Regions from separate parts of the Homo sapiens genome. Here region 1 is linked to region 2. A link is a contact called in ENCODE Hi-C or POLR2A ChIA-PET data. All regions are on one chromosome and are shown on one strand. Each heading gives the region's core, a stretch centred on a gene start or an enhancer-like site at or near the end of the contact. The rest is flanking DNA. Distances are from core to core; before and after follow the strand shown. Region 1 overlaps LTBP3 (latent transforming growth factor beta binding protein 3). Region 2 holds the start of AP5B1 (adaptor related protein complex 5 subunit beta 1).

Region 1 (4,593 bases), core at 682-3,181, 240 kb before region 2:
CACCGAGGTCTGGGCCGAGGGCGGCGTCGGCGGCGTCAGCGGCGGCGCTGGGGAACGCAGGCCCCGTGCGGGCGGCTGCGCGCGAAGCCGGCTTTGCAGACGCAGCGGAAGGAGCCGCTGGTGTTCACGCAGCGCTCGCTCTTGCACAGCAGCCCGCGCTGGTTCAGCTCTCGGCACTCGTCGATATCTGAAGGTGAGGGCGACAGGTGCGGCTTCGCTGAGCCTCCAGGCGGCTCCTCACCACCGGCCCCGCCCCTGCCCCCACCCCCGAAGCCCGGCTCACCCACGCAGCGGGCGCGGGAGGCGTCGAGCTGGAAGCCGCCGGGACACTCGCACACGGCGCCGCCCGGCCGCGGCACGCAGCGGCCACTCACGCAGCGACACTCGTCTGAATCCTCCTCTGAACTGTCCTCATCTGCGTGGCCCGGAACAATATGGACTTCAACACTGAGCCCCGGCCAAAGGCTACCAACCCCGCCACCGCCCGACCCGGCAGCACTCACCTCTTGGGGGCTTCCCCAACAGCAGGGGGCTTGTGTCCCAGAAGGAATTGCTCTCGCTCTGCGATGTCGGGCAATGGGACCCTGGGAGGAGCAGAACTGGTCAGCGACGTCCGGGTCCCCGGGCCCTGGCCCCCATCCTCGCTCCCGGCCAACTCCTCCCCGACTGCCTTACCCGCGCCGCGCGGCGGGCACGGTCGGCATTGGGCGCCCCAGCCGCGGCCCTGGCGGCAGCAGCAGTCGTCGAAGGTGAGGGCAGGCCCGGCCAGGGGGCCAGCGCACATGCCGTCCTCTCCGCGCTGGCTCCAGCACACGTCGCGCCGCTCCGGGGCACGCTCTGCGGAAGACACCTGGCATCAGGGGAGGGGCCCAAGGCAGGAACCGCCCGCCTCCGCCCCACCCCACCTGCGCGGGGGCCACGTGACGGACAGGGCCCCGGGATCGGCCAAGGCCAACCCTCGCCCTCACCGGCCGGGCTCTCGGGGAGCTGGCAATCGCGGCCGGAGGGCCCGGGCACCCAGGGCGGGCGACACTCGCAGCGGTAGGAGCCCGGCAGGTTGACGCAGCGGCCAGGGCGGCAGGCTGCCGGGTCCTGGCACTCGTCCACGTCTACGAACAGCGAGGGGGTGGGTGGGGGCCGTCACAGCTCGGCCCGGGCCCCGCCCCTCCCGCGTACCCCACTCCCCGGCCCGGGCCTCACCCATCTCTTCCGGGCTCAGGCACTGGCGCTGCGCGGGACTGTACTCGGCAGGGGGCGTGCAGGCACAGCGGTAGCCGCCGCGCGTGTTCTCACACACTCCGTTCCGGCAGTTGGACTCGTCCAGGCACTCGTCCACGTCTGCAGGGAGGAAAAGCGTGGGTAGCAGGGGCAGGCCCGGGATGGGCGCGGTGGCGCGTGTCTCCCTGCCGCTTCCCCACGGCCGCCGGGGGGCGGAGCTCACCCACGCATTCCAGCAGGTTCCCGTCGTAGTAGAAGCCCTGCTTGCAGTAGCACTCGTAGCCAGGCTGCGTGTTCACGCACTTGCCCTCCTTGCAAATCTCCGACCCGAACAACATGCACTCGTCGATGTCTGCGGGGTGACAAACACTGGCCGCTCCGGTCCCGCAGCTGCAGCCCGGAGGCGTGGGCTGGGCGCACCACCGGAGCGAAGCCATCCCCGGGCGGGGCCTACAGGAGGGGCGGGGCCTACAGGGCGGGGCCTGCGAGGAAGGTGCGGGCGGGGCTTACCCGGCGCGGGCAGCTGACCCAGCGAGTCCCGGCGGGATCCGGGCGAGCCCAACCCGGGGTGAGAGGGCGCGGGGCGGGCGGAGCCGCAGGGCGCTTACCACGGTGGGCTGGGATGCCGTAGTTGACGATGTTGTTGTCCTGGGTGTAGCCCTTTCCGTCTGGGCAGAGGCTGTGGAACTCGGCTGCAGGGGCAGGGCGGCCGTGGGGAGGGAAGAGGCAGGACTGAGCGCGCGCGTGGGCTTAGGGCTGCAGCCCGCCGCCTATTTCCCAACTGCCAGGGGGCGCCATTTCCCACATTTGGCTTCCAGATGAAGAAACTGAAGATCTGGGAAGGGGCCTGCCCGGCTCCTGACCTGAGCTGTAGACTGGGCAGGGGTAGATTTCGCAGTGGTCGCCCCAGCCGGCCCCCAGAGAGCAGCAGCACTCCTGCTGGGTCACGTTGGTGGCCAATACGCTGTCGCAGAACACTGTGTCATCGAAGTTCAGGTAGCACTCCTTCTTGTGGTGGGGCTGCTCCACCTCTGAGGGGCAGACGGCAGCTCAGGGTTGTGCACAGACCCCCCTTGGCCCTGTCCACCCTGCCCACCCACCACAGGTCTTTCCCCCCACATTCCCTGGCTCCCCTTAGCCTCCTCCTGAGAGTTGGCTCTGTTCTCAACGTGGTGTTCTGGACCCTTCATCGTCTGGCCCCACCAGACTCCCCCAGCCAAAAGAGATTTCTTCCGGTTCCCCAAATTTAGGAGGGTGGGGCCAGGACACATCTCTGAATCCCAGCTGCAGCTCAGGGGAGTTGTCCAGTCCGAGGGAGGAGCTGGGAGGACACTCACCCTCACAACCGTGCTGGTCCTGGGTGGGAGTGAAGCCCTCATCGCAGACACACACATAGGAGCCCTGAAGGTTCTTGCAGGCCCCATGGGGAAGGCACAGGCTCGGGTCCTGGCTGCACTCATCTATGTCTGCGGGGCAAGAGTAGCGCAGCTGGAAACCCAGCCCCTCTTTCCCTGGGGCTGCACCTCAAGGGCCTCACACAAGTTCAGAACCTGAATTTCCACTTTGGTTTCAAAGTATGTACAGCAGGAAGTCTGCTGTGTCTGTGCATGTGTCTGAATGTGCATGTGGACATTAGCTGCTGTCCTTCATAACACCTTCAGTGGCTCCCACTAACCTTACAAAACCTAAAAGTATCAGAAGCCCAAATGGAAAGGCCTCAAATGCAATTGAGCTTCCGATACCTTTAGGTCTCATCACGCCTTACTCTAGACCACCCTCCACTCCCCAACTCTGTGCTCAGGGCACCCTCCCCTCCTCTGTAAACACAACTAGCTCCTTCCAGATCTCTATGCTTTGCAATTACTGCTCTTTGGTCCTGGAATGACTTCTCGTGCCTTGCCTTTCCCATGCCTAGGGAACTCCTACTTACGTTTCAGTCCAGTTCAACATTCACCTCCCCATTGCAATTAATCATTAGTCTATACCTTTCTTGGCACCCAGGACCCTGAACTGTCAGAATCAGTTTACATGTTGGCCTCCCCTAGCTGGGAGCCCTGGGTGATTGTTGATTACCTAGTACAAAGCACAGAACCTGGAAAATAGTAGGTGCTCAATAAACTTTTTTTTTTTTTTTTTTTTTTTTTGAGATGGAATCTCACTCTCTGCCCAGGCTGGAGTACAGTGGCGTGATCTCGGCTCACTGCAACCTCCGCTTCCCATCTTCAAACGATTCTTCTGCCTCAGCCTCCCGAGTAGCTGGGACTACAGGCGTGCGCCATCACGCCCGGCTAATTTTTGTATTTTTAGTAGAGATGGGGTTTCACCATATTGGCCAGGCTGGTCTTGAACTCCTAACCTCATGATCCGCCCGCCTCAGCCTCCCAAAGTGCTGGGATTACAGGCATGAGCCACCGCCCCCAGCCTGAGCCACTGCACTCAGCCTAAACTTTTGTTGGATGAATGCATGTGTATGGGTGAGTTGATGGGGAAGACCAATACATTAATATCTGTAAAGAGCTTAACAGAGTGCCTGGCACATAGTAAGCACCACGATAGCACTAACTGTCATGTTTACTGTGATCATTGTTATTCTAGGTGAAAGACTGGAAGGCTGAGCAGATGGATGGGTGGGTGAGTGGAAGGATGAATGGAAGGATGGATGGATAGAAGGATGGATGGATGGATGGATGGATGGATGGATGGATGGATGGATAGATGGATGGATGGATGGATGAAGGATGGTTGGATGGGTGGATGGATGGATGGAGAAAGGCCACAGTGTGTCTAGGGAATTACTGCTCCCTGCCACATCCCTCAGGAACCCTCAGCCAGTCCCCCATACCTTGGCATTTCCTGCCACCCACCAGCCGATGCCCCTGGGGGCAAAGACATCTGTAGGAGCCATTGGTATTGATGCAGTCACCCCCAATGCAGGCTGCAGGGAAGTCACACTCATCAATGTCTGTAGGGGATGGAAGGGGTGGAGAATCTCAGGGGCTGATCACCAACCCCAGCCTGAGGCAGCCAAAGCTTTCTCCCAGAGCCCTGGGTCAGTCCCACGCCCCTATGCCCCAACTGAGATCTGGATTAGGACTGGACCCTGGGGGGTGGGGGTCCTGGGGTAGGGAGGGACAGGTCAGCACCCCAGCTCTAAGATCCCTCACCCTCGCAGTGGCTCCGGTCCCTGGACAGATGGTAGCCAGAGAGGCACTGACACTGGAAAGATCCTGGCGTGTTGCTGCAGATGCCATTGTCACACACGTCCCCAGCCTCACACTCGTCCACATCTGCAGGGCATAGGGGGTGTCAGAGGACCAGGCTGGGTGGTCTTGGGTTTCTACTACTGTTTTCTCACTTCTGCGCATGGCCTGGAGC
Region 2 (4,083 bases), core at 691-3,190:
AAGGGGGTCAGCACCGTAGGTTGCCCAGCCAGGCAGCAGGCCACCAGATACGAGGCCTGGAAGCAGAGAGTGGCCAAGGCCCGGGGGCCCCCATCCAGGGCTGCCCGCTGCCGCAAGCCAGCCAGCAGCTCTTCCAGGTAGTGCCGTGGGCTTGGAAGCTGGCCTTTCTCCTCTTCTTCCTCCTCGGCACAGAGCAGGCACAGTAAATGCAGGCGGGCCAGGAGGGCCATTGGGTCATGCAGGAGACTGGGCAGGAGACCACGGCATAGCTGGGGCCCTAGCAGCAGTGGGGCAGCCTCCTCACCTTCAGGGCCCAGCGGCCAGTTCTCAGGGAAGCTCAGGACGCAGTGAAGGTAAAAGAGATGGGTGGGCGGAGGCAGAGCAGGGTGCTGGGCAGCCAAGGTGAGCCGGCGGAGCAGCAACGCTTCATCCTGGGCTGTGAACAAGGCCTCACCAAAGGCCGCCTTGAGCGCAAGCATGGCGTGCAACAGTGTCAGCTGTGCTGTGCCTAGCAGCCGTACCAGCTGCGGCTTGAAGAGTGCCGGTGGCTGTCCCTGCAGACCCCGCAGGGCCCAGCCCAGCAGCCACAGGAGCTGGGCCTGGGCCACAGGAGTGAGCAGATAGGAGGTGTCCAGAAGCTGGATCACCGCAGCCCGCAGCTCCCGCGCCTCCTCAGGGCTGTGCTCTCGTGCTGTAAGGCTACGCTCCCCCTCTCCCTCCTCAGCTGCCGGCCAGCTGGGTGCCTGGGGCTGAAGGCGTCCATCGCCCTCCTCCACTAGTGTCCAATCCCAGGGACCACCCCCAGTTGGGGAGACCTTATCCGTGAGCAGTCCCCCCAGGCCAGCCCCAACCCGGGACTGGAGCACCAAGGTGTTGCGCAAAGCGAGGGCCAGCAACAGGCTGAGTGGCTGGACAGGGCCTTCCTGCCCCAGCAGGCCCCGCAGCAACCCCAGGGAGCCCCCCAGCAGCCCGGGCTTGCAGCTCTCTAGCTCTCGCAGGCACTCGCAGGCCGTGGCCTGCAAGGGGCGCTGTTCCGAGGCGGGGACAAAGCCTCGCCCCAGATCGCTACCCGCGGCCAGGCCGAGCAGTAGGGGCAGGAGCCGGCAGGAGGCGCCCGAGGTGGGGCCCAGCGCGCCGCCCGCCGCCAGGGCAGTGGTGGCCGCCAGCAGCAGTGGCCGACGGAGAGCTGAGGGCCGCGGGGGTAGGAGGACCAAGGTGTCCAACAGGGAGGTGGCGGCCACTTCGGCCGCAGAGGCGTCGGGCCACAGCTGCGCAGGGTACTCCATGCTCAGGGCCAGCAGGGAAACCTGGATGGGGGATTAGGAGGGAATCACGAAGATGAGGTTCATGACGCGGCGGGCTGGGGTGACCCTGCGGAACGGCGCAGGGGACGCGTGGGGGCCTACCTTGGTCTGTTCGCTCAGCTTCTCACTTCTCAGGTCGCTCAGCAGGTCGCGACCCAAATCCTCCCCCTCGGGACCTGCCATGAAGGCAGACGGGCTGGCCCGGAAGGCCCCCAAGCGCTGGGCCCAGGCGTCCCGGCTCAGGGGCCCCATGGTGAGGCGCGCGGGCCCCTGCGCAGGGAAGAGGGACCCTCAGGCCGCAGCCACCGGGAGCGCGGGGCCCGCTGCCGACCCCGAGGGGCTGCGGTCACCCCCAGACGCCGCGCAGATGCCGGCGGGACCCGCGCCCGGCTCCCACGGTGAGACCAGGGCTCTCGGGGCCGACGCCAGAGCTGGGCGCCGGGGCCCTCGCGGGACAGGACAGGAGCAGGGCGGGGGAGGGTGCGTGCCGAGAGCTCGTTAGGCCGCCTCCCTCCCGCCCGCGGCCCGCACCGAAACCACAGCGCCACCCCGGCCCCCGGCGCCGGCGGTAACGGGCCGCGCTCGCCGCCTGACTCAGCCGCCGCGGGCACTCAGGCCGGCCGGCTCCTTCCGGGCTGGCGGCGCGGGGCGGGGCGCGGCGCGGGGGCGGCCGAGTCCGGGCGGGGAGGGGCGGGGCGTAACGGGGCCACCGCCTCCCGCAGGTGTCGACTCGCAGGTTTCGCGGGGGCTGACTAACTGTCCCGCCGCGCAGGCCCCCTTCCCCGAAACCGCCGCAGGCCGGGGCAGGAAAGGCGGAGGGGAGTGGGTAGGGGTGGCGGAGCGGGGTGGGCCTGGGCCCCAGATGCCGGGTACCGCGGCGCAGGGCTGCGATCCCGCGGCCCTCGGCGGACAGCGGCCCGGTCCCACCAGCGCCCGCCAAGCCGCGCAGGGCGGCAGCCAGCGCGCCCCCCGCCGGCGCCCGGGCACACCGCACCCTGCGCCAGACGCGCGGCCCCGGGGGGCGTGGGTGCGGGTCCTGGGGCTCCCGGAGTGGCCCCTGGGGGTGACCAAGGTGCGGTCGCAGGGCGCCCGCAGGAAAAGCGCCCCAGCTGAACCGGTCCGGCGGGCGCCGCAGGGCTTGGCTTCGCTTCCCTGACGCCTGCCCGGGCCCCCAGCCCGCTCGGCTTGGGGGCGAGGAGCCGGCGCCGCGGTTGCGGCCAGCCAGGAGCTTCTGACCTTTGTTTGCCCGAGGCCGCGCTGGCGGCCCGCAGGGGTCGTGACGGCGAGGGCGGGGCAGGGCCCTAAGTCGAAAACAACGGGATCCATACTCGGGAAGTGCGGGCTGTCAGGGCCTGGCCGGTCACGGGGCTCGAGGCATGCCTAGCGATGGGGAAAACAGGCCCAGGAGGAGGGCGGCCTTGCCAACCGAGATCTGGGGCCAAGCCGGGCCGGAACCCAGCACTCCAGACTTCAGTGGGCTGGATTCTGGCTGTTTGGGGGCATTCGGGGGTCTGGGCGGCGGTCTCTCCCAGGCCAGAGGCCCAGGTTGCAGGTGCCCCACAGACCACCGGTTTCCAGGGCACAGAACCGCCGGCGCCCAAACCTCACCACCCCTCTGGCTCCAATTAGCCGCTTTGAAGATGAAACAGGCCTGAGCCCCCATGCAAGCCAGTGCCAGCTGGCCTCTCCCTACCCCATCCTGCTCCAGATGGGAGGTGGTGGAGAGTTGAGGGGTGGAGAGTGCCAAAAAGGAGGCTGTCTGGGTGCCCTTGGGGATGGAGAGATAGAGACCCACTCGGAGGGACAGGTCCAGCCAGAAGGCCCGGTCCCGGCTCCTCTAGGCCCTGGCTCCACAGTTGACTCACAGGCAGCAGCCCCAAACTACTTCCCTCTAGGTGCCTCAGTTTCCCCATCTATAAAATGGGAGTGATAACTCCCACCCAAGAGGCTGTGGGGTGAGGCAGCCTGGCTAATTAAACCCAAGATGAAAGAGGCAGGATGAGAGCAGCCCTGGGGAGGGGAGGCAGCCTGCAGTAGGAGCCAGTCTGGTTTCTCTGTCTGAGCCCAGAGGGTGCTGGTAACTGCACATCCCCGGCCCTCACCACCCTCACGGTGAGGCAGGAATGATCATTAAACTTCTTGCAGAGTTGAGAAGACAGGTTTCCAAGGATCAGGGGGCCTGACACTGGCTCTGGCCCCGGCTCAGCCTCTGACAGCGTGGCCTCTGCACACCTCCTGCCTGAGTCTTGACTCCTTGAGGCTGAGGGTCTGGAGGGAGGGAACCCACTTGTGGTCTCCAATACTGCAGTGGACGAATCCGCATGGACTTACTGAGGCTCACAGCAACCCCAGGTACCGAGAGTGGGTATCAGATGAGGAAAGGGAAGCCCACAGAGGTACGGTCTCTCAGTCACAGAGCCCCTCAGAGGTGGAGCCTCGACTTCCACAAACAGCCCCTTGTTGCATCTGACCTGGTCCTCCCCCCACACCAGGTACCCTCGGCCCTCTTGGGTGTCCAGGTCCCTGGATGGGCCCTGTTCTCACCTGTCTGCTCCCCTATTGGCGGGTGGTGCTGGCTCTGTCCCTGGCAAGGCCAGGCATGGAGCTGAGCTCAGACTGTCACCGGACTCACCCGGGACAGCAACATCCCAGTCGAGGGCCCAGGTGTGGGCCACTGCCGGATGCTGAGCTGGGAATTCCCCACTCCACGCCCTCCCTCATTTCTTCTCCTGCTGAGTTTCTGTCCTCCCCATGCAGCCCAGTTGTGGGCAGACACTAA

Evidence for each region. Hi-C counts contacts between places; a loop is a spot of excess contacts on that map. ChIA-PET counts read pairs that join two places held with the same protein, here RNA polymerase II (POLR2A). Pooled maps may share reads with other maps.
Region 1: a loop to region 2 is called in a map of CD8-positive, alpha-beta T cell, with 2.8 times the contacts of the local background. The contact joins the enhancer-like site here to the promoter of AP5B1 in region 2. A Hi-C loop is called at or near these places in 1 of 168 maps with a recorded cell type or tissue (CD8-positive, alpha-beta T cell), 3 of 37 single-sample maps with no recorded cell type and 5 of 50 pooled maps. POLR2A ChIA-PET finds 5 or more read pairs at or near these places in 4 of 52 experiments (HCT116, activated B cell, activated T-cell and 1 more).

What each region holds. Positions count from the first base shown.
Region 1 is chr11:65,539,045-65,543,637 of GRCh38, forward strand. LTBP3 (latent transforming growth factor beta binding protein 3) reads right to left here. Exons shown (of 28, transcript NM_001130144.3): 17 at 4,383-4,505; 18 at 4,061-4,180; 19 at 2,556-2,684; 20 at 2,082-2,249; 21 at 1,827-1,910; 22 at 1,442-1,570; 23 at 1,201-1,338; 24 at 969-1,109; 25 at 676-837; 26 at 504-584; 27 at 284-415; 28 at 1-187. The coding sequence ends at 36. Among named protein-coding and RNA genes, the nearest start is that of SCYL1, 16 kb to the left of the region's middle. RefSeq lists silencers at 825-1,024, 1,075-1,834 and enhancers at 1,574-1,868, 2,085-2,134. Within about 2 kb of position 1,932, at least 37 of the 41 ENCODE cell types and tissues checked have a DNase peak (open chromatin) inside an H3K27ac peak, as active enhancers do; they include CD8-positive, alpha-beta T cell and HCT116, where a contact is called at or near this core.
Region 2 is chr11:65,779,036-65,783,118 of GRCh38, forward strand. AP5B1 (adaptor related protein complex 5 subunit beta 1) reads right to left here and starts at 1,941. Exons shown (of 2, transcript NM_138368.5): 1 at 1,407-1,941; 2 at 1-1,307. The coding sequence starts at 1,556. RefSeq lists silencers at 1,015-1,284, 1,435-1,614, 1,655-2,394 and enhancers at 1,023-1,925, 2,655-3,312.